Linked DNA regions of Homo sapiens: region 2 is linked to region 1. The links are chromatin loops, found by intact Hi-C in ENCODE. Cell type or tissue: Caco-2. All regions are shown on one strand. Links, peaks and the distances in the headings refer to the core of each region. The heading gives the core; the rest is flanking DNA. Region 1 overlaps ACVR2A (activin A receptor type 2A). Region 2 has its middle 440 kb from the start of LINC01911.

Region 1 (13,177 bases), core at 7,471-12,470:
CTTAGTAGACATGGATTGCTTGCAGGCACAAGTGAATATATGGTGTCTTAAATTATTGCATTGCATATCTTTGCCCCTTGCTTTCTCATAGACCTTGTAGGGTATGCTAAACATTTTTTGAAGGATGTTTGATATTATGTTAGTTTTTGAAAAGAAGAAGTTTTCTATTTAGAGGAAGTCATTCTGCCGGAATTTCATCTTTCAAGGAGATTATTCTGAATAGTACCACAAGTAACTTCACACCATGATGAAATTACAGTGTAATACTTGCAGTAACTTACGTGTTGCCATTGTAAGACACAGAATGCAGCATTTCCGATCACCTTCTGTGTTTGTAAACTAGAAACACAGAAAAGTACGTTTTGAGGGAATGAAAAGGGCAGGCATTTAGTATAAATTTGTTAACCTATTGTCAGAGCTTTTTCTTATTACAAAACAGAACAAAAAATTTTTTAAGACTTTTTTGTTTTGTTTTGTTTTACTTTGGAACTTATTTGAGTAATCTCTTATGCATGGTTTATTAAACCTGTATTCCTTGTGTTCTTACTATTCTTTCTTTTTGACTCTAGGACAAACAGTCATGGCAAAATGAATACGAAGTCTACAGTTTGCCTGGAATGAAGCATGAGAACATATTACAGTTCATTGGTGCAGAAAAACGAGGCACCAGTGTTGATGTGGATCTTTGGCTGATCACAGCATTTCATGAAAAGGTAAAACTACTTAACGTTTTACTTTAGTAAAGTCTGAGTTGGCCTGCCTACCTAATGCTGGCTATAAATCCCTCAGAGTTATTTTTCGAGACATCTTATAGTTGATTAATATTTAACCTGAAAATAAAAATCATTCTTGAATAAAAATGTTTTAAAAGGTAGTTTATTTTAATAAAAGAGCAAAGATGGCAACTTTTTAACCTAAAACTCTACTCATATAAACCACCCTTTTGTTCCTTATTTCTTGTGCTGTAATTACTCTTACAAACATTTATTTTAGTGTAGGTAATGCTTAGTAATTTTCATTTACCATTTACAATTCATTTTGATTACGTGAACCATTTTTTTAAGTTTTAATCAGTCTTGCTTGTGACAAAACCAGAGTCAGGAAATTTATCTGATCTTTGATCTGTCACTAACTTGCAGGGTAATTATCACCAAAATGTAATTGCTAGTTTTCCTCAATTTTTCTACTTTTAGAGTCAGTGTGAAAGTACCATTAATGAAGTAGGAAATTATGTTTTTGGTAATTGGTTTCATCATTGTGAAATGTAAGTGGTTCTTTTACTTCTCTTATCTTGACCTAAAGGACAACAATAATCTAGAGGAATATTCTACATATTAGTTGTTATTTTATGTTGTTATTTTGTGTTCTGCTAGTCCCATGATATAACAACTCTATAGTCAGGATATTTTAACTTTTAAAATATTTTCTAGAACCTTAGATTTTCAACTAGTCTTTAAAAAAAAAAAAAAACAAACTTGTCTTATAGATTGGTGGAAGTTGACTATTCTTGTAACAAAAGTTTAAAGCTCTGGTATTTCCTTCTGGTCAAATGTTTATTAATGTGAAATGGAAGGAAATTTGAACCATTTGAACCATTCCAGAAAGATTGTTTCTTGGATATTATTTTTCCCTGAAAGGGAAACTCACAACCTCTTATAGGTAAAAAGAAAAGTCTCCTTATACATATGGCCTTTGTCAAGAACATAAGTTTCTTTTTTTCCCTCTTTTTTTAGGGTTCACTATCAGACTTTCTTAAGGCTAATGTGGTCTCTTGGAATGAACTGTGTCATATTGCAGAAACCATGGCTAGAGGATTGGCATATTTACATGAGGATATACCTGGCCTAAAAGATGGCCACAAACCTGCCATATCTCACAGGTAGACTAAATTTATATTGTTTTCCCAGATAATTGAGTATATATTTACTAAACTTTTAAGCCCCTGGGTAAATTTTAATTTTTCCTTTGTTATGCAATCATGCTTTACAAGACAGTCAGTTTTCATTTGTTTTTTAAAATTAGCTTTGAGATTGGCCAGGAAGTATTTTGGATAATGTATATGTTAACATTATTGGTAAAGTTTAATGATCTACTTCATCTCATTTCTGAAAGCATGATTGAAAATAAACTATATTTTCTCGATCTCAAAGGAAAAAGACATTTGTTTTACCTCAAAACATGATTTATCAATAGGGATTATTATCCAAGGGCATGTAATGAAGGAGAGACTTTGAATGTCTTCCTTGCTTGTTTTTTGAATGACCTTATCTGTACCCTGAGCCAAGTCTTAAAGGGAGGCATCACTTAAAACAGTTGTCCAGTGAAGAAATACTACTTAGACCCAACAGTTGTCATGCCCGCAAAAGGAAAAATGATTGTGTCTTAAACATGGAATTCAGTTTGCCATGTATTTAATTTTCTTGAACGTGGGATTCAATTTGTTGTCTTGTGTTCCATTTAAAGATGGTTGTTTGAAAAGTAGGCATTAACTGATTCACAGAACAGATACTTAGCTGAGTGCCACCAGGCGATGTTTTAGGTTGCTGGGAGGCATTATTGTAAGTCAGCCTCTAATTTAGGTTCTGATTTTGCAAACTTTAAATGACGTCTACCTCAGAAATAACTCTTCTCACTTTCTTACATGCAGTCTATTGGCCTCGTCTTCGATTTTCCCTTGCCCTACCTGGTCACATAGGGAATTAATCCTTAAGGACCCCCAAAGTTATTAAGGGCCTGAAAGTCTTTTGAAACTAAGATCGATTAGCTTTTATAGCATTTGGGAGTGTCTGCTTGTGCTTTCAGTATCCCATTATTGGTCTATATGTCTGCACATAAATTTAACCACTAGTCATTGGCATAGATGTATTTAACTAGGGTATAGTAATCTCTAGGATGAGCCAGTTGAGACAGGTGTGTAGAAGAGGATATCTTACTGCCTTAAAACTGTTACCCTTTTCAGAACACCAGGATCTAGCTAGAGCAGTGTATGTTTATGGTAAAAAGTTTCTGTTATTCATTCCATAAGATGCTTTTCTACAACCAGGTGGAAGAATATAAGAACCTCTATAATAAGGGATTATTCTAAAATGTAGGTCTCTACCAATAAGCAGAAGGCCCCAATTCAGCTATTTTTTAAAAGTTTCTTCATTTTGGTTTAAAATTTCTGTTTCTATGGGAGTTTGCAAATCAGAACTCTGAGATATTAACAGTAGTTTTATGATTGGTAGGTGGGTGACATAGATAACATATCTTTTTGGTATGGCAGATTTTTATATAACTGCTTTATAGGTAGGATTCCTTCTTATTGTCCATGTTATGAATAGGGGTTTGTCACCGTGCTCTTGTGTTTAAGGCTGCATGGGGCTCTGAGCTTTGTTTGTCTCACTTTCTCTGCATTTCATAATTTTAAGTAACTATTTTTTCATAGTGTACATATTCCCCCTTTTCTGCTTTCAATAAAAAATTTAAAAAGGTAACTAGTTTAAACTTAATTTGAATACTCTTTTTATTTGCAAGGGACATCAAAAGTAAAAATGTGCTGTTGAAAAACAACCTGACAGCTTGCATTGCTGACTTTGGGTTGGCCTTAAAATTTGAGGCTGGCAAGTCTGCAGGCGATACCCATGGACAGGTAAGGATGATGATTATAAAATGTAAGAAAAAATAAACTTGTTCCATATTTTCTTAGAATGGCATGTCAGGACTGAATTAGTCTAAAATTGTTGTGGTGTTTAAATCAGCATCTAATAGAGTTATCAAAGTTTCTGAGGAAGACATTTTCATATGATGGTAGAGGACTCAGGTGGTTTAGATCAAGCACTTCGTAAAGCAACCCTTAGACACACGTCATAGGATTCTTTTTGAAAAATTGATCAAAGAATAATCCACCACCTTTTAACAGACCTCATTCTTAGGGAATTCTTCGTATGAACTCCGTAGTTTTAGTCTGTTAGTTCTTTCACCATCTTAAGAAGAGTGGAAGAATAATTAGTCACTGTCCTTACTACAGTGTATTAAGATTTCCTGTCCATTTTCCCATGCAATAATAGTTTATTGCTTCTTGTTGTTTATTGCTTCATTAATTTCTTTAATCAACTTGATGGCTTTTCTCCAAATTCTCTCCAGAGTTCAGAGCACTTGTAAACCCCTGAATTAGGTAACTCTTCACACCTCTGTATATATCCATATGCACAGAAATCTTAGTAATGGGAACCTCTAGGAAGGCCAAAAGGGAAAAGAACATTATCCATACAGTTTATTCTCAGAAACTTTGAGGCTGGAAAAGATGTTTTCATTCCTGCAAGATCACCTTTTATTTTTATTTATTTATTTATTTTTGAGACAGAGTCTCGCTCTGTCACCCAGGCTGGAGTGCAGTGGCATGATCTTGGCTCACTGCAGCCTCTGCCTTCCAAGTTCAAGTGATTCTCCTGGCTCAGCTTCCTGAGTAGCTGGGATTACACACATGCACCACCATGCCCAGCCTAATGTTTGTATTTTTAATGGAGATGGGGTTTCACCAAGTTGGCCAGGCTTGTATCGAGCTCCTGACCTCAAGTGATCCTCCCACCTCGGCCTCCCAAAGTGCTGGGATTATAGGCGTGAGCCACCACGCCCAGCCAAGATCACCTTTTAATCAGGGAAACCAGTTCAACCTAAAAGGTGACATTTTCTACAAAGCTAAATGGTTCAGGCCTTCGACATTATCATTTCTTCATCTTTCATATCATGTAAATTATTTGGCCAACTAATTCTTAGGTTTCTTTTCCCCAGCATATCCTATTGGTTCCTGAGGACACGTTTTTAATGTCATGGCACCACCAATTTTGGCAGTATTGACTAACTATTTAAGAATGTAGTTTGGGGTAATGGTCAGTAGCCATATAGCTCTAGAAAAGTTGACTGCAAATGTGTATGGGAATGGAGGCAATTTTGTGGAGAATACTACCAAGATTGTGTAGGAAGCCTGAGGACAAACTTCTAAGCTAATTGAATGATAGACTATCATAAGACTAAATTCTGGGAACATATTCTTAATTTGGTACCTCATAAGCCCTCCCTCATTTTTTGAGAAAAAAAATTTCTGACTCATTCATGTCATATTTTTAACTCCTTCACAACTGGGTTTTATGATTAGTTAAAAATTATTGGCTTACAGTAATGACTCCTTGACTTTAGATTTCATGGACCAGAAAATTTCAGAAATATTTGGAGGGACTTGCATGTTATTGCACATTTTATATAGTACAAAGAACACATATAAAAGAGGGAACATTTTATGTCAACATGGTAAATAAACCATAATCTTACAATAAAAGAGGTAGGTACCTTGGATGGCATACATTTACCTGTAAGAGAAAAGTAGGCTTTAGGGAAACATTCACTGATAGCACAATTAAAATAATTATTCTGAGTAGTAAATTTTTTAAAAGTAGAGCCACTTTTCCCTTTAATGTGTTCTCCTTGAACTTTAGTCTTAGTGATCTGTCTTTATTCTTAAAAAAAATCTTTACATGTATATTTGCATAAATTGCCCAACTTTTAGTCTAGAGTAGAGATTATAGCCACCTAAGGATGGAGCGTTATGGACGTACCAATATCTAGACTACTCTCTAGTTCGAATACATCGCAAGTATGTTGTGATGTACCCAGCTATCTCACAAATATTTTTAAGCATTCATATATGAATGTTGTCAAGCACCAACCAAAGCTAGCTGTACTAGCTTAGTAACCATAGTTACAGTACTAAGAAATACCAAATTGTTGGGGACAGTTATAAATAAAGGACTCCAAGACAGAAGAATTTATGAATAAACAAATACATAGATTTTGTACAGATAGAACTTTTTAACATCAGTCTGTCCTTTACTTAGCTAATTCTTTTTATAACATTTTATTAGTTTTTTTAATACAGAGAAAAGACCTCAAAAAAAGTTTTTTTTTTAAAGCTACATTTCAAACAGTATGCAAAGGTACAGTTGAAAAGTATGCAGCATCCTTCTCCCAGCTGACAATTGGTTCAGTTTCTTGTGATTACATCCAGAAAGGGGAACATAAAAACTTCTAAGTCTGTACCAGCATAATGTCTGTTGATATATTTTTTAAGTATACGCAGAAAGGATCTTTCTATTTATACGCTATAGTGTGTATACCTTACCCTGGTAATAGACCACATTTGGTTTTGATTCATCTTACAAAATCATATGTTAGTTCATAAAGTTAATGAATGAGTACTCTTTGCTTTTAACATCTTTTTCAGGTTGGTACCCGGAGGTACATGGCTCCAGAGGTATTAGAGGGTGCTATAAACTTCCAAAGGGATGCATTTTTGAGGATAGATATGTATGCCATGGGATTAGTCCTATGGGAACTGGCTTCTCGCTGTACTGCTGCAGATGGTAAGGGAAAAAAATATTTTTAAAAAAGATATATATGCCTACCACACATATATGAAAAGGGATGATACACTCCAAGGTAATATTTTAAAGTACAGTTTTTTTTTAATTGACTCCAAGAGATGGTAGAGAATTCAGGAGGCAGGGGAGCAGTGGGTGGGGTAGGAGAGGAAAGGAATTGCTATGTATTGATCCTTTACCATTACTAGCTATGTTGCTGGACACTTCACATACCTTAAGGTTATTTCCTAAAACGGTTTCAGAGGTAGTTATTATGCTTTACATATGAGGAAATTGAGATGCAGAGAAATTAAGTAGTTTGCCTACTTTAGCCTCAAACTGGTGAATGATGAAACCTAGATTTGAAACTCTGATCCAGACATAGGGAGAGGTCTGCTTTAAGGTCATATGGGTCCTGCCCCCCAGGTTAAAGGGTTTCTATTACTTGTTCTTGTTATTGAAGTCCATGTTCAAGTCTTATAGATATTTGCTTTTATTTATTTATTTTTCTGGGTAAATTTTCAGACGATATTTCCAGTGTGACAGAACTATTTTAGTGTTTCAAGCACTGTCTTTAGTACTCCTTCATAAGGTCTTTACTCTGTCTTCAAGTATGTTGCAGCATTTTTTGTTTTGAATAATATAAGGCAAACTTGCCGACTGCTAAACTCCTAAACAGATGTAAATGAGCTTGATCTGTTTCTTAAGTTCTAATTTATAATTGCCTAAAAACTTCCTGTGATTGTCAAAGACCATAGAAGAAATTGTGAATATTTTAAGTTATAACCAATGTAACCTATGTTACTAACAATATTTTATTTTCTGAGTACTGTAATAGGCTCTCGTTGTAGGACAGACTGCCACTGGAATATGAAATTCAATATAGGGTACTATTAAAGGGAATTTAATAGAGTGTTCAGAAATGGGCATTCTTCCAGGATTGAGGGATTGGCTTGGGAGTCAATGCCAAACCTAAGAAAAGTTGAAGCAATTTTGGAATAATTTCAGAAGTCTTTAGGAAGAAGCGTTAAGAACGCAGAGTGTTTTGACTCTAAGAGGAATGACATTTATGATGTGCATTTATGGAAGCAGAAGTAGGTTAGATGGCAGATGTTATAGGAAAATATATTTTATAAGAACTTTATTAATATGAACTCTCCATAACAAATCATTGGATTAAGTAATTTAGGAGACACAAGACCTTATTCTCAAGTAATATACAGTTTAGTTAGGGCAATAAAATATATCCTGGACAATTAACTCTAGAGTAAGTTAAGTGTGAGTTGTCTGGCCCATTCCCCAGTACATAGGTATTCAATAAATGTTTCTGGGTTAGTGCAATACTTAAGAAATACAAGCATGTGTTTTAGGAGTTTAGGGGAGAAATTGCTTTGTTTATGGGGAAGAGAGGTTTCAGAGAAGTTCTTTTGGAAAAAGAAAAGGCTAGATACTGACTTTTCTTAAATGCCATGAAATAATTTCAGAGTCAGGCATTTCTGACTCTTAAGTCAGAACCCAATTGTTAAGTCAGAAATTGGGGTAGAGAGGATAGTGTGAGCATTGATTGCTAAAGTAGGTGCTTTCACGTGTGTTGATGGTTACTTGTTTGTTAAATGAAGTAATTCTCAAACTTTAATGTGTCATACCAGATTCTTAGGAATCTTGTTAAAATTTAGATTCTGACTCAGTAGGTCTGGGTTGAAGCCTGAGAGTCTACATTTCTTAAAAGCTAAGCTACCAGTTGACGGCAGTGTTGCTGGCCTGTACACCACATAAGTGTTGAATAGACACCTTAGAATGTCGGTACTTTGTCACTGGAAGTACTCAAGCAGAGACCAACTGTCCAGCCATAGATAATTCTTATATTTGAAGAGGGTTAAGTTAGATGACCCCTTTATGATTCATTGTATTCTACCCAGGAGTATTTAGTGCATTTCAAGAGCTTCACAAAATTTGTGTTTATGCACACATACATCTATCTGGTCACTGATACTGCTCAGTGGTGACCTGTGTCTGTCAAAGGAAGGCAATCCAGTGATTAAAACCAGACTTCAGAGTTATTTAGAGAGTTGGGTTCAATTCCAGCTCTACCGTTTAACAGCTGTATGTCTTTGTGCAAATTATGTAACTTTTCTGAGCTTCTTATCAGTAAATAGAGGTACTGCCATCTTAACCCTGTGAAGTAAGTAATATATGTAAAGTTTCTGATCAGGATAGGTGCTTACTGGATGTTAGTTATTATTAACTCCTAAATACAATTTTCTATTTATCTGAGTAGGCCTAAGAAAAAAGGAATTATTTATGTTGTTTAATGTTGTCTATGAAGGCACATCCTGACTTGTTGGGACCCCTAGTTGGAGAGCCTGTTTGTGATTTTCTAAAAAATAAACATGTACTTTTTGGCAGCTGTTGTGAGGGAGTGTAGAGAAGAGGTATGACTCTGAGGTGCATAATTCCTCATGTGGGGCATGCAGGGGGTTTGGATATGCCATAGAATAAACATGGTTATAATAGATTGAACCTAGAGCCTCCAGAGCTGGAAGCACCACTGTTAACATTCTGATCTGAATTGTAAGGAATGGGTACCTTAAAGGGATATTATATAACGTTAATTTACAAATACTGATTGTTCCTTATGTCCTCTGTGCAGATGGAAATAGGCATCCTTTATACCTAGATAAGAAAGCCCCTTATGCAATCTTTAAGGGAATTACATGCCAAATTATAGGCCTTTTCATTTCCCATACATTAGTTTGGTCACACTGTGGTATAAGTACAGTTGAGAGTCTGTTTCTCTTCTGTCCTCATAGCATGTAAACAGTTGGGAATAGGTGACAGAGTATATTTTAGAAAGTTTGTACCAGTTTGAAAGTCAGGAGGATTTTAATGAAAATGATTTATTTTACTTTTCTTACTTTTCAGGACCTGTAGATGAATACATGTTGCCATTTGAGGAGGAAATTGGCCAGCATCCATCTCTTGAAGACATGCAGGAAGTTGTTGTGCATAAAAAAAAGAGGCCTGTTTTAAGAGATTATTGGCAGAAACATGCTGTAAGTTATCCAGTTAGCTTTTCATTTGAAATTCCAATAAAACACTTTTCAGAGGAATTATTTATCTCTGCACATTTCTCTTTCTTCTGCAAGTATTTTCTGGAAGGTGATCTTCACACAGGATATTCTAGAGTTCTAGAGGCAGAATTAGGGCTATGTCTGTATACCCCTGAAGGTGATTGTAAAGTAATAGAGCTTTAGAGGGCTTTTGTCTCAATGGTCCTGTGCAGAAGATTGTGTCATCTATTTAGAAAGTTTCCCAGGGAAAAGGCATGCCAGACTCGGAAACTGTGGATAGTTGGGTAACTTTGCTGATGACCACTTCCAATATGACAACATTTTAAAAAGTTTATGAAGCACCATGTTTTCTCCTCTCCATGGGAGTTTGTTGTAGCCTTTTAATTTCGGCTTAGACTTTCAAGTCTTAATAGTGCTTTAAAACTATAGAGACCAGGCACATAACAGTATTGCCCTGGTTATTTCAGTCTAAATATAACTAGAAACCTGGCTAAAACCAGGTAGAGAAATCCCAAGGGTGGCTTTCTGATCTTCTGTTTAATTGTAAGATAGAAATGCTGATATTAACTAAGAAAACAATAAAAATTGGTAGGTCCCCTTTATCCTTGATTTTTGAGTCCATTTGAAGGGTTAGCATTGAAATGACCTGGGTTATGAACAAGGGATAGAGATTTTTTTTTTGGAGTTAAAAAAATTCCTCTTGTGATAGTCTCATGCTTAAAAAAAAAGTTCTGTTTGTGCTTTTCTTTATGATTCTGCACATGGTAGTCAATAAAAGTGAATGTTGACAGAAACTTCTTTGACCCAGAAAAATAGCCATTTCTTCATGAAAATTTTATTGTTTCCTAATAGAAAACAAAAACTGCTGTGGCGTTTGAGTATATGTTTTTCTCCTTTTAGGGAATGGCAATGCTCTGTGAAACCATTGAAGAATGTTGGGATCACGACGCAGAAGCCAGGTTATCAGCTGGATGTGTAGGTGAAAGAATTACCCAGATGCAGAGACTAACAAATATTATTACCACAGAGGACATTGTAACAGTGGTCACAATGGTGACAAATGTTGACTTTCCTCCCAAAGAATCTAGTCTATGATGGTTGCGCCATCTGTGCACACTAAGAAATGGGACTCTGAACTGGAGCTGCTAAGCTAAAGAAACTGCTTACAGTTTATTTTCTGTGTAAAATGAGTAGGATGTCTCTTGGAAATGTTAAGAAAGAAGACCCTTTGTTGAAAAATGTTGCTCTGGGAGACTTACTGCATTGCCGACAGCACAGATGTGAAGGACATGAGACTAAGAGAAACCTTGCAAACTCTATAAAGAAACTTTTGAAAAAGTGTACATGAAGAATGTAGCCCTCTCCAAATCAAGGATCTTTTGGACCTGGCTAATGGAGTGTTTGAAAACTGACATCAGATTTCTTAATGTCTGTCAGAAGACACTAATTCCTTAAATGAACTACTGCTATTTTTTTTAAATCAAAAACTTTTCATTTCAGATTTTAAAAAGGGTAACTTGTTTTTATTGCATTTGCTGTTGTTTCTATAAATGACTATTGTAATGCCAATATGACACAGCTTGTGAATGTTTAGTGTGCTGCTGTTCTGTGTACATAAAGTCATCAAAGTGGGGTACAGTAAAGAGGCTTCCAAGCATTACTTTAACCTCCCTCAACAAGGTATACCTCAGTTCCACGGTTGCTAAATTATAAAATTGAAAACACTAACAAAATTTGAATAATAAATCGATCCATGTTTTGTAACAAATTCACTGTGTTATTTAAGGAAAAAAAGGTAAGCTATGCTTAGTGCCAACAATAAGTGGCCATTCGTAAAGCAGTGTTTTAGCATTTCTTGTGCTGGCTTGTAATGTAGGGAAAAAAAGTGCTGTTTTTTGAAAAGATGGTGTCATTTCCCCCTTCTTCCCATGTTTTAAAGCCCCATCTTATATCCAGTTCCCAAAATTTGCATACTTACCTAAGTATTTTTTTTAGGTGTGCTGTGTTTGGGGAATATTTGAAAATTTAAAGCATGATTTAAAATTTTTTAAAGTGAGCTGTGACACTGGAAAGCTCTTCATTTTATCTTTTAAAATAGAGTTTTTTCTATTTATATATGTAAAATTGTAGTGTATTTCTTTTCACCAAACAGTGTGTGGGACATTCTTTATCACTGTTTTAGGATCACCTCAGGAAGTGTCGTTACCCAGAATTCCCCACTGTCTGCTATGAGACTTGTAACTTTATCACTATACTTCTGCTTGGTGCCATCTTGTCAGAGTAATATTTGATGTCTGTGATATGTAAAGAATTATCCTAGGATAAAGATATTAAACTTTAAGCAGATTTCAGATGTTACTGCTTTAAAACAAATCAGGGATAACAAATTAAACGTATAACTTAAAATATGCAATGACATTTAGAGGTAACCAATGTTGATATAGGTAGCATAGCCTAGCCTCCTCCCCAAAATTGCTTTTACAACTAACACTGATACTAATTTAGGATAGTTCATGCCTTATCCTTGCTAAGAAAATGGAATTGATGGTAGGCAGGTGCTAAAGTGCTTTTCAAAACAATATTACGTTAGAATACAATTGGATTCTTCCTCAAATTTATACAGGCCAAAAAGTAAAACATTAATTTTCTGAATTTCCAGATTACCAATCAATTAATCAACAAATAGCCAGTATTATGCTGTGTATTTCTGTCAGGTCATTTTAAAATCCATGTTAATTTTATAAAAGAATTTTTTACATGTCACTGTCAGGAGCTCACTGTGAATGTGTTGTCTTCAAATGGTTATTTAACCACACAGTACACTACATTTTACATATATGTACGTAATCTCTGGGAATAGTAAATTAATTATGTTATTTATAAACAATACATAGGTCAACAGACTTTAAGCAGGGAGGAAAAGAAGAGTAATAGCGTCTGTGTGCTGCAGACCATTCAGAACTGTCACGTGTGTCCCCATGGTCTCATTCATTGTATTCCTAGCAATTCCCTTTTCAATGTTGAGTTCACCTCTTTATTTCACAAAGTACTTGGTCTCTCAATTTCTTGATCTGGTTTTGCTTCCATTTAAAAACTAATCAAGAAGGGAAAATATTGAGAATGTGCATACAAGAAAATCATTAATTTCCTGAAGATGAATTTCTACCTGTTGTGAACATTTAACTTTCTTTTTAAAAGTTAAACAAAAATAAACAAGGGATATTATGATGAATGTTTGGCTTATGTGAGTACTAGAGATAAAATTTTTAAACCCAGTTATTCACAATATAAAATGTTTTCAAGTTAGAAAAAATTTTTAGAAATCCTGGGTATTGTATTTAACTGTAGCTAACCAATTTTAAAACTTGTATTCTTTTGAGAACTATTATTAATAGAAAAACTTTTTATAAGCAGTAAAATAAGAATGTTCCAGTGACTACCTGTCCTTATACCTAGTCTTGTTAAAACTTTCTTTTGCAGGGTATTTAGTGTTTGGTTTACAGTCAGTGCAGAGTGGGCAAGTTAACAGAAAGTTTGAGCTAGAGATACTGGAAAAAAAAAAGATCAAAGAATGAGAAAAATGGTGATCCATTTTGGGGCAAACTGAGACCCCCCAAATAACTCTTTCCTCATGTGTATGGTGCTCCTCATGACTCGTCTTGTATTTTGCCTTTCTGATACCCATCAGAACTGCTGCTGCTCTAACTTATA
Region 2 (13,177 bases), core at 3,663-8,662, 650 kb before region 1:
ACTCAACATTATGGGAAAATTGATTGACCACCTCAATCTCACTATTTTTACTATAGAAACCATAATTTGGGGAAAGATTTTCTACATGCTTCTTGCCAGGAAGAATGGAAGGCGGGTATATTAGTCCATTTTCACACTGCTGATAAAGACCTACCAGAGACTGGGCAATTTACAAAGAAAAGAGGTTTATTGGACTTAACAGTTCCACGTGGCATGGGAGGCCTCACAATCATGGCGGAAGGTAAAAGTCAAGGAGGAGCAAGTCACATCTTACATGGATGGTGGCAGACAGAGAGAAAGTTTGTGCAAGGAAACTCCCATTTTTAAAACCATCAGATCTTGTGAGACTCATTCACTATCTTGAGAACGAAGGAAAGACCCACCCCCATGATTCAATCACCTCCAACCAAGTTCCTTCCAAGACATGTGGGAATTATGGGAGTTATAATTCAAGATAAGGTAGAAATTTAGGTAGGGACAGAGCCAAACCATATCATTACCCCTCAGGCCCCTCCCAAATCTCATGTCCTCACATTTCATAACCAATCATGCCTTCCTAACAGTCCCCCAAAGTCTCAACTCATTTCTGCATTAACTCAAAAGTCCATAGTCCAACATTTCATCTGAGACAAGGCAAGTCCCTTCTGCCTATTAGCCTGCAAAATCAAAAGCAAGTTAATTACCTCCTAGATACAATGAGGGTACAGGCATTGGTTAAACACGGCCATTTCAAATGGGAAAAATTGGCCAAAACAAAGGGCCTACAGTCCCCATGGAAGTCCGAAATCCAGCAGGGCATTCAAATCTTAAAGCTCCAAAATGATCTTCTTTGACTCCATGTCTCACATCTGGGTCATGCTGATGCAAGAGGTGGGTTCCCATGGTCTTGGGCAGCTCCACCCCTGTGGCTTTGCAGGGTACAGGCTTCCTCCCAGCTGCTTTCACAGGCTGGTGTTGAGTGTCTGTGGCTTTTCCAGGCACACAGTGCAAGCTGTCAGTGAATCTACCATTCTGGAGTCTTGAGGATGGTGCCTTTCTTCTCACAGGTCCACTAGGTGGTGCCCTATTAGGGACTCTGTGTGGGGGCTCTGACCCCACATTTTCCTTCCGTACTGCCCTAGCACAGGTTCTCCATAAAAGCCCCACCCCTGCAGCAAACTTCTGCCTGAACATCCAGGTGTTTCCACACATCCTCTGAAATCTAGGCAGTGGTACCCAAACCTCAATTCTTGACTTCTGTGCACCCGCAGGCTCAACACCACACATGGAAGCTGCCAAGGCCTGGGGATTGCACCCTCTGAAGCCATCGTCCAAGCTGTACCTTGGCCCCTTTTAGTCATGCCTAGGGTAGCTGGAATGCAAGGCATCAAGCCCCTAGACTGCACACAGCACGGGGACCCTGGGCCTGGTCCATGAAACCATTTTTTTCCTCCTAGGACTCTGGGCCTGTGATGGGAGGGGCTGCTGTGAAGACCTCTGACCTGCTCTGGAGACATTTTCCCCATTGTCTTGGGGATTAACATCCAGCTCCTCATTATTTATGCAAATTTCTACAACTGGCTTGAATTTCTCCTCAGAAAAATAGGATTTTCTTTTCTATCACATTGTCAGGCTGCAAATTTTCCAATTTTTTTTTGCTCTGCTTCCCTTATAAAACTGAATGTCTTCTACTGAATGCTTTGCTGCTTAGAAATTTTTTCCACCAGATACCCTAAATCATCTCTCTCAAGTTCAAAGTTCCCCAAATCTCTAGAACTGAGCCAAAATGCCACCAATCTTTTGCTAAAACATAACAAGAGTCACCTTTGCTCCAGTTCCCAACAAGTTCCTTATTTCCATCTGAGACCACCTCAGCCTGGAGCTTGTTGTTCATATCACTATCAGCATTTTTGTCAAAGACATTCAAGTCTCTAGATAGTTCCAAACTTTTCCACATTTTCCTGTCTTTTTCTGGGCCCTCCAAACTGTTCTAACTCTGCCTGTTACCCAGTTCCAAAGTGGCTTCCACATTTTCGAGTATCTTTTCAGCAACACCCCACTCCTTGTACCAATTTACTGTACTAGTCCGTCTTCATGCTGCTGACAAAGACATACCCAAGACTGGGAAATTTACAAAAGAAAGAAGTTTATTGGACTTACAGTTCCATGTGGCTGGGGAGGCCTCACAAACATGGAAAAAGGTGAAAGGCAAAGGCAAGGAGGAGCAAGTCATGTCTTACATGGATGGCAGCAGGCAAAGAGGAAGTTTGTGTTTTAAAAAGTTGGTTTTTACAACCATCAGATCTCATAACATTCATTCAGTATGATGAGAACAGCACAGGAAAGACCCACCCCCATAATTCAATCACCTCCAACCAGGTTCCTCCCATGATATGTGGCAATTGTGGGAGTTACAATTCAAGATGAGATTTGGGTGGGGACACAGCCAAACCATATCAGGGGGATATTGAAGATGTGAAGTCCAATTCTTCTACTGTCTACTCTGAACTTTTTCACTTCTCTGTGGCCCCAGGTTCTATCCCTGAGGCCACATTTGAGCTCTGCATTGTTATCAATGAAATCTTGGCACTGTATACTTGCTTTTGGTTTTGTGTGGGGAGCAGAAGTAAAGCCAGCTTGCTTCTATGCTGCCATTTTAAAACCAGAAGTTTAAGGTGGTTAATTTTAGTTTTAATTTCTGCACAATTTCTGTTTAATTTTTAAAGAGGTATACATATAATCTAAACTAATCCCAAGAACTAATAAACAAAAGATAATAGAAGACACAGTTACATAAGTAAAACAATAGGATTTTGAATACCAGGAATTCTATTTTTAGTAAAACAAGTAAACAAGCATATTAAAATCCATGCTCTTAAGTCTTTATTAGAGTGTAGGGAGAGAAGATTTGGCAGCATGTTAAGAAGCAGGAAGCAATCATCAAAAAGGATCAACAGAAATAGATGTCTACATTAAGAGCCTTAAGTAAAAGAGACAGGCTGAGGAAGAAGGCAGCATCCTCTCTCTTCATAGCCTAGGTTATGGTAAACAAACATCACTAATACCTCATTAAGAGTTAGCTCCTGGCATCAGGGGTTTTTCCCAAAAGAGTTTAAATTTTAGGGGTTGTTTAAATCCAGAAATCTCTCAGCCTCTTAAGAATTTTTATAATAAATTTTCAACATCTAGGAAACAATTTCTATAGCCTCTAGGAACATATGATGAGTGGGGTTAATTGGGGAACATTCATAGAAAATTCAGAGATTCTCAATGCTCAGTTTATGAAATATAGTGGAAAAAATTAATGCCAAAGTTGTATTTATGTCCTCATCTAGGTCTTTCTTCCTTTTCAGTTTCAAGAGGTTTCTCTGAAGCATCAGACCTGGAAAAGAAATTGACATGGCCTCACAGGACAAAAAAACAAACCTGTCAGGCTTTCAAGGTAGAGCAGCCCTAAAATATCCCCAAGCCTGCAAGCCACCTGCAAGTTTGACTGCCAAGAGACTTGCCCCACTGGCATTCACATCCAATGACCTACCAGTGAGAACACAGTGACAGAAGCTTGCTGGCCTGCCTATAGCTAAAGAGGTGGTTTCCATCCATGGCATCTGCTGCATTGTTAAGCAAAAGCATATGGAGAGGCATGTTTAGAGGGACTGGAGTTATTTATATTCACAATGGAATGTCCCTATATTGGGGTCTTAACATAGCATAGGAAATCCTCTTGTGATGCTATGCTTAAAGTCCCATTTGTTCACATAGATGAGTGAAGAGTCATTTTTACTGAAAAAGTTATGCTAAAATTCAGAACACCATGACAAATTGGATTCATGGAAAAAAGTCTAAGCTATTTTGTGACAGCAGCACTTTCCACGTGTTTTATGTTAATATCCCATGCTGGCAAAGTACTTTGTCCTATTTTTAATATGATTTTTAAAAAGAAAAGTGCCCACTTTCTCTATAAGCTTTATAAAAAAGGCCTCTTTAGACCCTTCTCTCTAAGAAATTGGGTCAATGAAGGAGAATGAAATATTATAAGCACTCTAAGAGGAAAGGGAACATAGCTTACAAATTAATGTCATGATCATTTTATTACATCCACAATTGGTTACAGTAAATGCACGGACTTGCAATACATATATTTGAAAGAAAGATACCTAAACCTTACCTGAAACTTTATTATTGGTTGTTTATAATGCATTTTTCCAATTATTGGAGAAGATATTGATACTTGCTGTGATTGACTCATTTTCTTTTCATGAATGGTAAGTAACATATGTTATTGATAATAAACACATAGTATTGCCCTTTCTCTATTTGTACTATCCAAGTTTGCCATCATCATAACTACTTCATACAGCAGAATTTAGAGAACATGATTGGAGGATGCTGCCTCACTGGGTTCTTCTATTACAGAAGTGGAACTCTGACTATATATAGAGTTCCTTTGAGTGGTTTTCTTCCTGGATAGCTTACTCCTTCATTTTCTCCACCTTAGAAGTTTTAAGTTTATCTGAGAGGTAAGTAAAGAGGAATAAAATATTCAAACAATAATCTCCAAAGACAGGGTATACTTTTCCACCACTCTGCCTTTGCTGTGTTCTTAAGAGTTTTTATTACAGATGACCCTCTCCAATGTCTTCTACTTCACTGAAATCATCCTCATCCTTTAAGGCCATTTCTCTTTGAAATTACAGTCTACTTTGTATGACAGTTAGGTGTATATAGAACTATCTCTTCCAACTAGATTATAAACCTTCAAAGGACAGGATCATATCTGAGTTATCTTTGGGAAGTGAATGAATCCTGTGAGGTAATTCACAGAAAGGCATGGAGGAGAGGAAACACTTTGTGTACAAGGAGGAGTCATATTTGTGTTTGCTTGGCCTTTCTTGGATTATAATCCTGATGAGGTAGTTGCTCATAGGCAACAACTACCTCATTAGGATTATTTAGGAATCCCAGGTAATTAAGGCTGTAGACTAGGACATAAATGTGTTTGGGGTACAAAATATTTAATTATTAATCTCCCTTTATGTCAGTCATTGTATAATAATAGCCAACATTTGTTGAGCTTTTGGTAGATGAGGCACTCTCTAAGAGTTTGATCAGAGTCTCATCTGAATCTCACGAAAACAAAACTATGGAATGTGCACTATTGCTACCTCCTTTCTACAGATGAGGAAACTGAAGATAAATAATGCAAAGCAAAACAGTGGTAGAGGTAGGATCAGACTCCCAAATCCTATATATCAAAATAAAACTGAAAACACCGTATCGAGATGATTTCTAAAAATATATTGTAATAACAAAATGTAATTTAAATATTTAACTAAACTACTTATAATCTACCAGATGATATAATAAACACATTTATCTAAGATAACAGAAGGGAAATAAAAGGTATTATGGGAGGCAGAGGGATTAGTTTTAAAATGGTATATCAAAGGAGATGTCTTCAAAGAGGTAGCAATTGTAAAGGGCAAACAATAGATAAAAAACTACAACACTTTGAAATTGGGAAATGGGGCATTCCAGGGAAATGGAACATAAGACATGCAGATAAGAATACTACAATATGTACTTTTGAAAGCAGTTAGTTCTGCTTGCAGAAGTTTAGGAATTTAGAGGGATAAGTTGGTCTTGAATACCATGCTAAGGAATGTAAACTATTCCACAGGTAATAAGGAGTCACCAAGGTTAAGCTGTGCTTTAAAATAAACTGAAGTGCTTTAAAATAAAATAGATTGGTCTGACACTTGTGTTAAATTGGGTTAACATAAGGAGTGGCTGAAGGTAGGGAAATCATTTAATCCAACTCTCTAGGTAAAAATAATGAGAGGCTGAGTTGTAGTAGGGGACTCCATCTTACAGAAATGAATTCCATCAGTCAATGTACCTAGGAGGAAAGTCGATTCACAGATAATACCAAGGCTTTAACCTGAGTAACTGGTGAATAACATACTTAGTTTGAGAAGAAAATATTATACTAATTTAGTATTTGTTGAATTTAAGGTACCAACTAGACACTCAGGATTCTCTGGCCACTTGGTAAGACTGAATCATTTCAGTAAGCAGTCAGGTGATTGGAGAAAAAGGTACATGAAAGTGACCTGGGGAGAGATGATCATTGAAATCCAGGGAATGACTACATGATGATTTATACTATCATCATGCTAAGAGCATCTTAGCTGTCAGGGGCTCTCCTGAGGTGGTAGTCAAGATGGCAGTTGGGGGTGCAGTCATCTGAGGACTTGCCTGGGCTAACGGCTTCATTTTCAAGAAGCCTCAATGGCATAACTATTGAGTGGAGCCTTAGTTTATTGCAGGTTGACAACAGGCCTTGGCAACTCCCTCCATGAACCATTCATAAGCCTGCAAAAATGTCCTCACCACATGGCAACCAGCTTCCCTCAGAGCAGAAGATCCAAGAAAAAGAAAAAAGTAATAAGAAAGTCCCAGTGCTTTTTGTGCCCTAGTCAGAAGTTGTATACTATCACTTCTACTTTATTTAACTTATTAGATGTGGGGCCTTAAATCCATTCACACTCATGGAGAGGGAGATTAGGCTCTGCCTCTTGAATTGCCTGTTAGACTCTTAACAGCCATCTCAGTTATCAAAGAGAAAAATACATAGCATATATTTGGTTCAGTGCTATCTGCAGTTTCAGACACCCACTGGGGGTATTGAGATGTATACCCCACAGATAAAGGGTAATTACTATAATTCCTCTTCAAAAATTCTGTATCAATCTAACCAAAAGAATCTCATTGCTTTCATTTACCAAGAAATAATGACACCCTGCCCATCAGGAAGCCAAGAGCATCTCAGCTGGCTCAGGGGCTCAGTTTTTTTTCCTTAGTTCACCAATGCTTTTCAATCAGTTGTATAGAATTGCTCTTTAGGATCCAGCTCCTCCCCACAAACTCCTATTTTCCTTTTTTCTCTCATGCCAACAAAAGAATTGCTAGGCCCTGCTTCTATAAGTCTTAGCAGAAGCCATTATCAATCAATCTGAAGTTCAGACAAAACAAGGGTAGCACAGGAAGTACTGTTTTAAGTCTAAAGAATATCTTCTGACTGGACACTAAAAGAAAGGAGGGCCGTGTCCTGTTCCACTATCTGATATATCCCCAGTACCTAAAAAATGTCTGGCACATAGGACCTCATATACAATATTTATTAATGATAGCAACAAATAAAAGTGAGTAGATAAGTGAAATGAATGAAACATCCTCTGTATGCTTTACCTTAAAAGATTGTGACTGATGAATTTGATGCCTTCATTCCCCCACACTTCCCAGGCCACAATACTGCTGCAACTTGTCTCTCTTATGTGTTTTCATCTTAGGGCCAATATCTGTTTATTCATTTTCATATGCTGTTTTATTCATTGTTCATTTACTTTCAAGCAGGTCCATGCAAATGACTGTTTTAGGAGCCATTTTACTCCCAATTAAAAAATAAATTTGTATAATTTCAATTGTGACACCAAGAGAAAAGCATATATAATATTACTGAAAATGTTGGTTTTGTGGTGAAAATAACATAGGTTGTCTGAAAAACAACCAAATCATTGATACAGACTCTCTCAGTAATATAAACCAAATTAGAGCCTCTGTATCTTTTTTTCTATGCAAAAATGGGTTTGATTGATTTGCCAAACAAAGATTTATTGTGTCTTCTATGTGGATATTTAAGAATAAGCAAAATAGATGTGGTTTCTATCCTGTCAGGAAACTCAGTATAGTTTTGCAGCAAGTCACACAAATATACACATTATTACAACTTAATGTCCAACCAAATTAAAATTTTGGAATTAAGAACATGAAAGAAAGAAAATATGATCCAATAAGAAAATACATAGAAAACATATTCTCTCCCCTTACAATTGAAATCTGAAAATGGACTATGTTGACATAAAGCTAGAAACCACTGGTTAGTGAGCACGTAAAGTCACTCAATGCACACTGGATGGTGATAGCACATGCTGTATGTATCACATACAGCATATGCTGTATGTAACACAAATGTATGTACTATTTGTGTTAGAGATTGTCACTTGTTTTAATCAACTGAAAACTAGCTCCATAGAACTCCTATTCATGCCAAAATGGTAGAATATTTGAAACAATATATTCTACATGACTAAATGTTATCTGGAATAACTTGAAAGTAAAATTTAATTATTCTACAGCCACAAAAGGAGACAGTAGAATTCAAATCTTGGTCATTTTAGCGGGGATCAAACCTCACCCCAGAATTAGAAAGGGTCCTGGCAGTACGCAGATGCCACTCTTGAAATGGGTGATTTAAGGAGAGTTTAATAAAGGAGTTAGTTACACCTGGAGTAGGAAAGGTATAAGAAAACATAAAGGAGCATGCAGTATTCCCGAGCTAGGGGCAGTGGGTGTCATTACCCATCAGGCCTGCGGGGGCAAGAGAGTGGTGTGGGGTGGCCATCTGACAGGCTTATGGAAGTAGCTTATGAAAGTATGCTTATGGCTTAGGTAGTAGCTACTACCCAGAAAACCCATGCGGAACCATGAAAATAAGTCTCCCAACTTTACTTTTCTTTAGAACTCATGCTAGTGCTCCCCGTTGTATGAACAGAATGAGAAACTAGAAGAGAAGAAAGATGACATAATTCTTTCTGGCCAGTCTTCTTAGGTACAGAGGTGAAAGGAGAAGTGAGGAGAGTTCATCTGGAGAAGCAATGAAAAGATTCCCAGGAAAGGCAATTAGTTCACTCCTACATCCACTTTGATTCTTTATTCAGACAAGAAGTTGGTCTCCCCAACAAAGTCCCATGAGCTACTTATCATGACCATGTTACTACCTGAAACCTAAATTATAAGCCATTATCAGTTCTTTTTTTCCACAGAAGGTAGTTGGGGAGGTAGTAAAGAAAGGGAGAAAGAAGCAATTAACTGTGTTAGTCTGTTCTCACACTGCTGTGAAGAATTACCTGAGAACGGATAATTTATGAAGAAAAAAGGTTTAATTGGCTGATAGTTCCACAGGGTGCACATGAAGCATGGCTGGGAGACCTCAAGAAATTTACAATAATGGCAGAAGTCAAAGGGAAAGTAAGCACATCTTAACATGGCAGAGCAGGAGAGTGAAAGAGAGAGAGAGAGAGCAAGAGCAACAGTAAAGGGGGAAATACTACAACCTTTCAAACAACCACATCTCATGAGAACTCCATCACAAGAACAGCAAGGAGGAAGCCCACCCCCATTTTTCAATCACACCCAGCTAGGCACCTTCCCTGACACATGGGGATTACAATTTGACATGAGATTTGGGTGGGGACACAGAGCCAAACTATATCACTAACATAAAACAGAATTGCTACAGTTGCTGCTTCTACAGCCAGTCACAAGATCTGTGCTAGTAATCATAGTTGCCACTAACTATTCTCTATTCCCTTATCCTATGTAAGCACCTCAATTATATAGGGCTCTTTAGATAGTGAGATGACCCAAATCATCATTACTGGGGAATATGAGTCCTTCGTGATCTTTATTGGGTTTTCATGGTTTTCCATTGACCAGGATAATTGAGCAAGAAAATACTTAGAGATGACCTAGTGAATTTTCTGGGCTCCAAGTATAGTTCTCTTTGCCCTCCTTGACATTCCTTTCTAGAGCACAGCCACAGTTTCAGATAATGGGCATATCATAAGACCAGTTACACTTCTTTTCTGTAAAAGGTTCTCTGGTTGGAGGTAATGTTAGGTGGGATATCATGATAAGGCATAAATGTAAGTCAAAAAGTGGTAATGCTCTCTGAAGTCCTCCAGGCAAGAAAGAAAAACCTGTTCCTGAAATTTGAGAATATTCCTAAGAAAATAAAGCACTCCTTTAGCCATGAAGGAAGAGATCAAATGTAATCAACTGGCTACCAGGTAGACAGATGAAGCCTCCAGGAATTGCTCCCATATCAATACTTGACTTTAGGCTCTCTTGGCAGGTGGGAACTCAACAGTGGCAGTCACAACAGGAGCCTGGGCAAGACCATGTTGTTGAGTGTATAAGGCTTATTTTCTGATTAAGATGCAGTCTTCTAAGACCAAAGAGATTCAGAGAAAAAGGTCGAGAACTATGCGCCAAGTCTGGCTTAATTTAGGCTTTAAAAATATCCAACCTCTCTTCTAAAATACAGTACCCAGATACCTCAAAGTTTTCCAAGAAAGGGGATAATGGATTCCTAATTCAAGTAAAGGCAGGGAAATATGTGACGATTCAATTCATCAGGCCCCTACCCATGTGGAGGATCTCTTCCTCTTGCAAATTTTGGAGGTTATAGGTTTTTTATTAAAAGACAAGTTGGGTAGAAGATATTGCATATTGGATGAGTTGCAATCCCCCAACCTCTCTTTCAGCATTGTTTCTATTCTACAGGCTCTCTATATACAAATTGTGGTCCACATATCAAGAGTATTGTTATCACCTGTGATCTTGTTGGCATTGTTCTACAGACCTAATAATCAGAATCTGCAGTATAACATGATCCCCAGGTGATTTAGATACATACTAAATTTTGAGAAGTACTGCTACAGACTTCTTTTCCCAGTATCCTGTCATAGAGTTTGTTGCACGACCTATGTTCTGCCAAGCAGATACACCTGCATGTGTGCAAGACTTGGAGAAATAAACTGAACAATTTCACATAGCAGTAGTTTTCAAACTTTAGCCTGTATCAGAAACACACATCATTAGGCCTCATGCCCAGAGTATCTGATTACATAGGTCTGGAGCACGGTAAGAGAATTTGCATTTCTAACAAGTTACCAGGTGATGCTGATACTGCTAGTTCAGGGACCACACTTTGAAAACTGCTCTCAAACAGCATCGTGGCAGGGGTGTTTGGTTCTTCTGAGGCCAATAGCAGTGACAACACTTGCCCAATGCAACATCCTTCTGATTGTGGCAGAAGCACTGGGGTTCTGAGGCCAATGGCAGCAGCAGCTTCCTTAGCAAGCCAGTTTTTCAGTGTGGTTCTGGGCATCGTTCCCAGAAGCTCAGCCTAGAGTCTGTACTTTTAACTTTCCCAATAATTTTGTGAACTATCATAAATCCCTTTCCAACTAAACTTGTTAGGTCAGATTCTGTTGCCTACAACTAAGAACCTGGCCAATGTTTCTCATACATATACTTAGCAAAGAGGTCTTAGAGATTATTTTTATTGTTGAGCCCACTTCACCTTGAAAGGCCAGCAGACAAAAGGGACAAGACTTAGCTAAAGCCTTAGTCAAAAATAAAGAGTATATTTAAATAGTGTCTCCTGCGTCATATATTTTAGGAACCCAATCACAGTAGCAGGTGACTGGAGTCTGACTGCAGCACAGGTGAAGAATTCTCAGCATCTAGCATTGTCCAGAGGACCTAACCTCAATTCCTGAGGCATGACTAACATCTGCATTATGTAAAGCTTAATATAGTGATTAAAAAGATCACATTTTAGGCTGGGCACGGTGACTAATGACTCTAATCCCAGCACTTTGGGAGGCTGAGGCGGGTAGATCACCTGAGCCTAGCTAGGAGTTTGAGACCAGCCTGACCAACATGGTGAAACACTGTCTCTACTAAAAAATACGAAAAAAAAAATTAGATGGACATGGTGGTGCTCACCAGTAATCCCAGCTACTTGATGCTGAGGCACAAGAAGAATCACTTAAACCCGGGAGGCGGAGGTTGCAGTGAGCCAACATCACACCACTGCACTCCAGCCTGGGCAACAGAGCAACACCCTGTCTCAGGAAAAAAATGAAAGAAAGAAAAATCACATTTTATTTATTTTATTTATTTAGAGACAGAGTCTCGCTCTGTTGGCCAGGCTAGAGTGTAGTGGCATGATCTCGGCTCACTGCAACCTCTGTCTCCCAGGCTCAAGCAATTCTCCTGCCTCAGCCTCCTGAGTAGCTGGGATTACAGGTGTGTGCCACCACACCCGGGTAATTTTTGTATTTTTAGTAGAGGCAGGGTTTCACCATGTTGGCCAGGCTGGTCTCGAACTCCTGACCTCGGGCAATCTGCCTGCCTTGGCCTCCCAAAGTGCTGGGATTACAGGCGTGAGCCACCGCACCCGGCCATAAAAGATCACATTTTAAATATCCATTGAGAAGAAATCTCTGTTGGGTATCCAAACCATATCATGAATTAGCAATGAAAGGCTTGACTTTTGATCATGCATAAACATATATTTAAAATAATCTTTCACAGCTAATGAGGCTAATTATATGTACTAACTAATCTTCCTCTGAAAAGCAGGGCTTGCAACTGAATTATGACACCACTGTTGAGTTCTGGCTTTCCAAATACTACCACACAACTGTTGATTAGGCAAAGCTGAGTTCATTGCTTACAACATAAGGCAGGATGCCCCTCCCCTACAAAAGTGCCTTGGCAGTGTCCCAATTTATTGGGAATTGGAAGTTTGGGTTAAGGTAGGTCTTTCAATTTGGAGGTTGTGGACAGTAGTACAAGCAAGATGGGGTTGGTTAGGATTTGGTGAAGATCATGAAACAGCAAGGCAAGGATTTTTGAGATTAAGAATTCAAAGAATTTGAGGATGCAAACTGTATGTTGATGTTTTCCATGAAAAGTTAAACCCAATAGCCTGGGCAAGAGTTTCATAGAAAAAGTAAGTTATGTTAATGCAGACAGTAAGTTATGAGGAGTAAATGGTCTTAGTTTTCAGTGTCTAAGCTTTGTGGAGCATCAGGCCACTGATTTTGGTTCTTATATACTACCAGAAAGTGAAATCCTTCAGGAAGGAACCTTCTACTACAAGTGCCTAGTAAGCACCTGGTACTCAATAAATGTTTGTCAGCTGCCCCACTGGATGGATTGATGGATGGATGGGCGGGTGGATGGATGAATGAATGGATGGATGGATGGGTGGATGTATGAATTCATAATGGTTTTATCTGCAGAATCACAGAAGGATCCAGTCAGAATCGGGGGCTATCCAATATTTTCTCATATGGCAAAGAATTTTGTAGTTATAATACAAAGCCAACAGGAAAGGAGGTTTCTGGTGGGTCATAGGGAGAGTAAGTTGCTACAGTATAAATTATAAAATTTCAGTCTGAAAAGGAGATGGGGCTCCTTCTGTAAAAAATCAGTTTAGAGTGTTCTTAAATGCCAGACATGCAGACAACAAAAGCGTTTGACAGGATTATGATCTCAG

Evidence for each region. A loop is a pair of places that touch in the nucleus more often than their neighbours do. Peaks named below come from ENCODE experiments on the same cell type or tissue, not always from the same donor. Only the 100,000 strongest peaks of a DNase experiment are listed, where the experiment ranks them.
Region 2: it touches region 1 in a loop (13-fold over the local background); 7 of 110 quality-filtered maps call a loop at or near these places.

Annotation. Positions count from the first base shown.
Region 1 is chr2:147,916,714-147,929,890 of GRCh38, forward strand. ACVR2A (activin A receptor type 2A) reads left to right here. Exons shown (of 11, transcript NM_001616.5): 6 at 570-713; 7 at 1,734-1,879; 8 at 3,517-3,631; 9 at 6,260-6,398; 10 at 9,318-9,448; 11 at 10,367-13,177. The coding sequence ends at 10,561. Among named protein-coding and RNA genes, the nearest start is that of ACVR2A, 78 kb to the left of the region's middle. In Caco-2, for the core only: no CTCF peak of the experiment used is centred there; a DNase peak (open chromatin) is centred at 10,448.
Region 2 is chr2:147,267,728-147,280,904 of GRCh38, forward strand. No RefSeq gene overlaps it. Among named protein-coding and RNA genes, the nearest start is that of LINC01911, 440 kb to the left of the region's middle. In Caco-2, for the core only: no CTCF peak of the experiment used is centred there; a DNase peak (open chromatin) is centred at 8,424.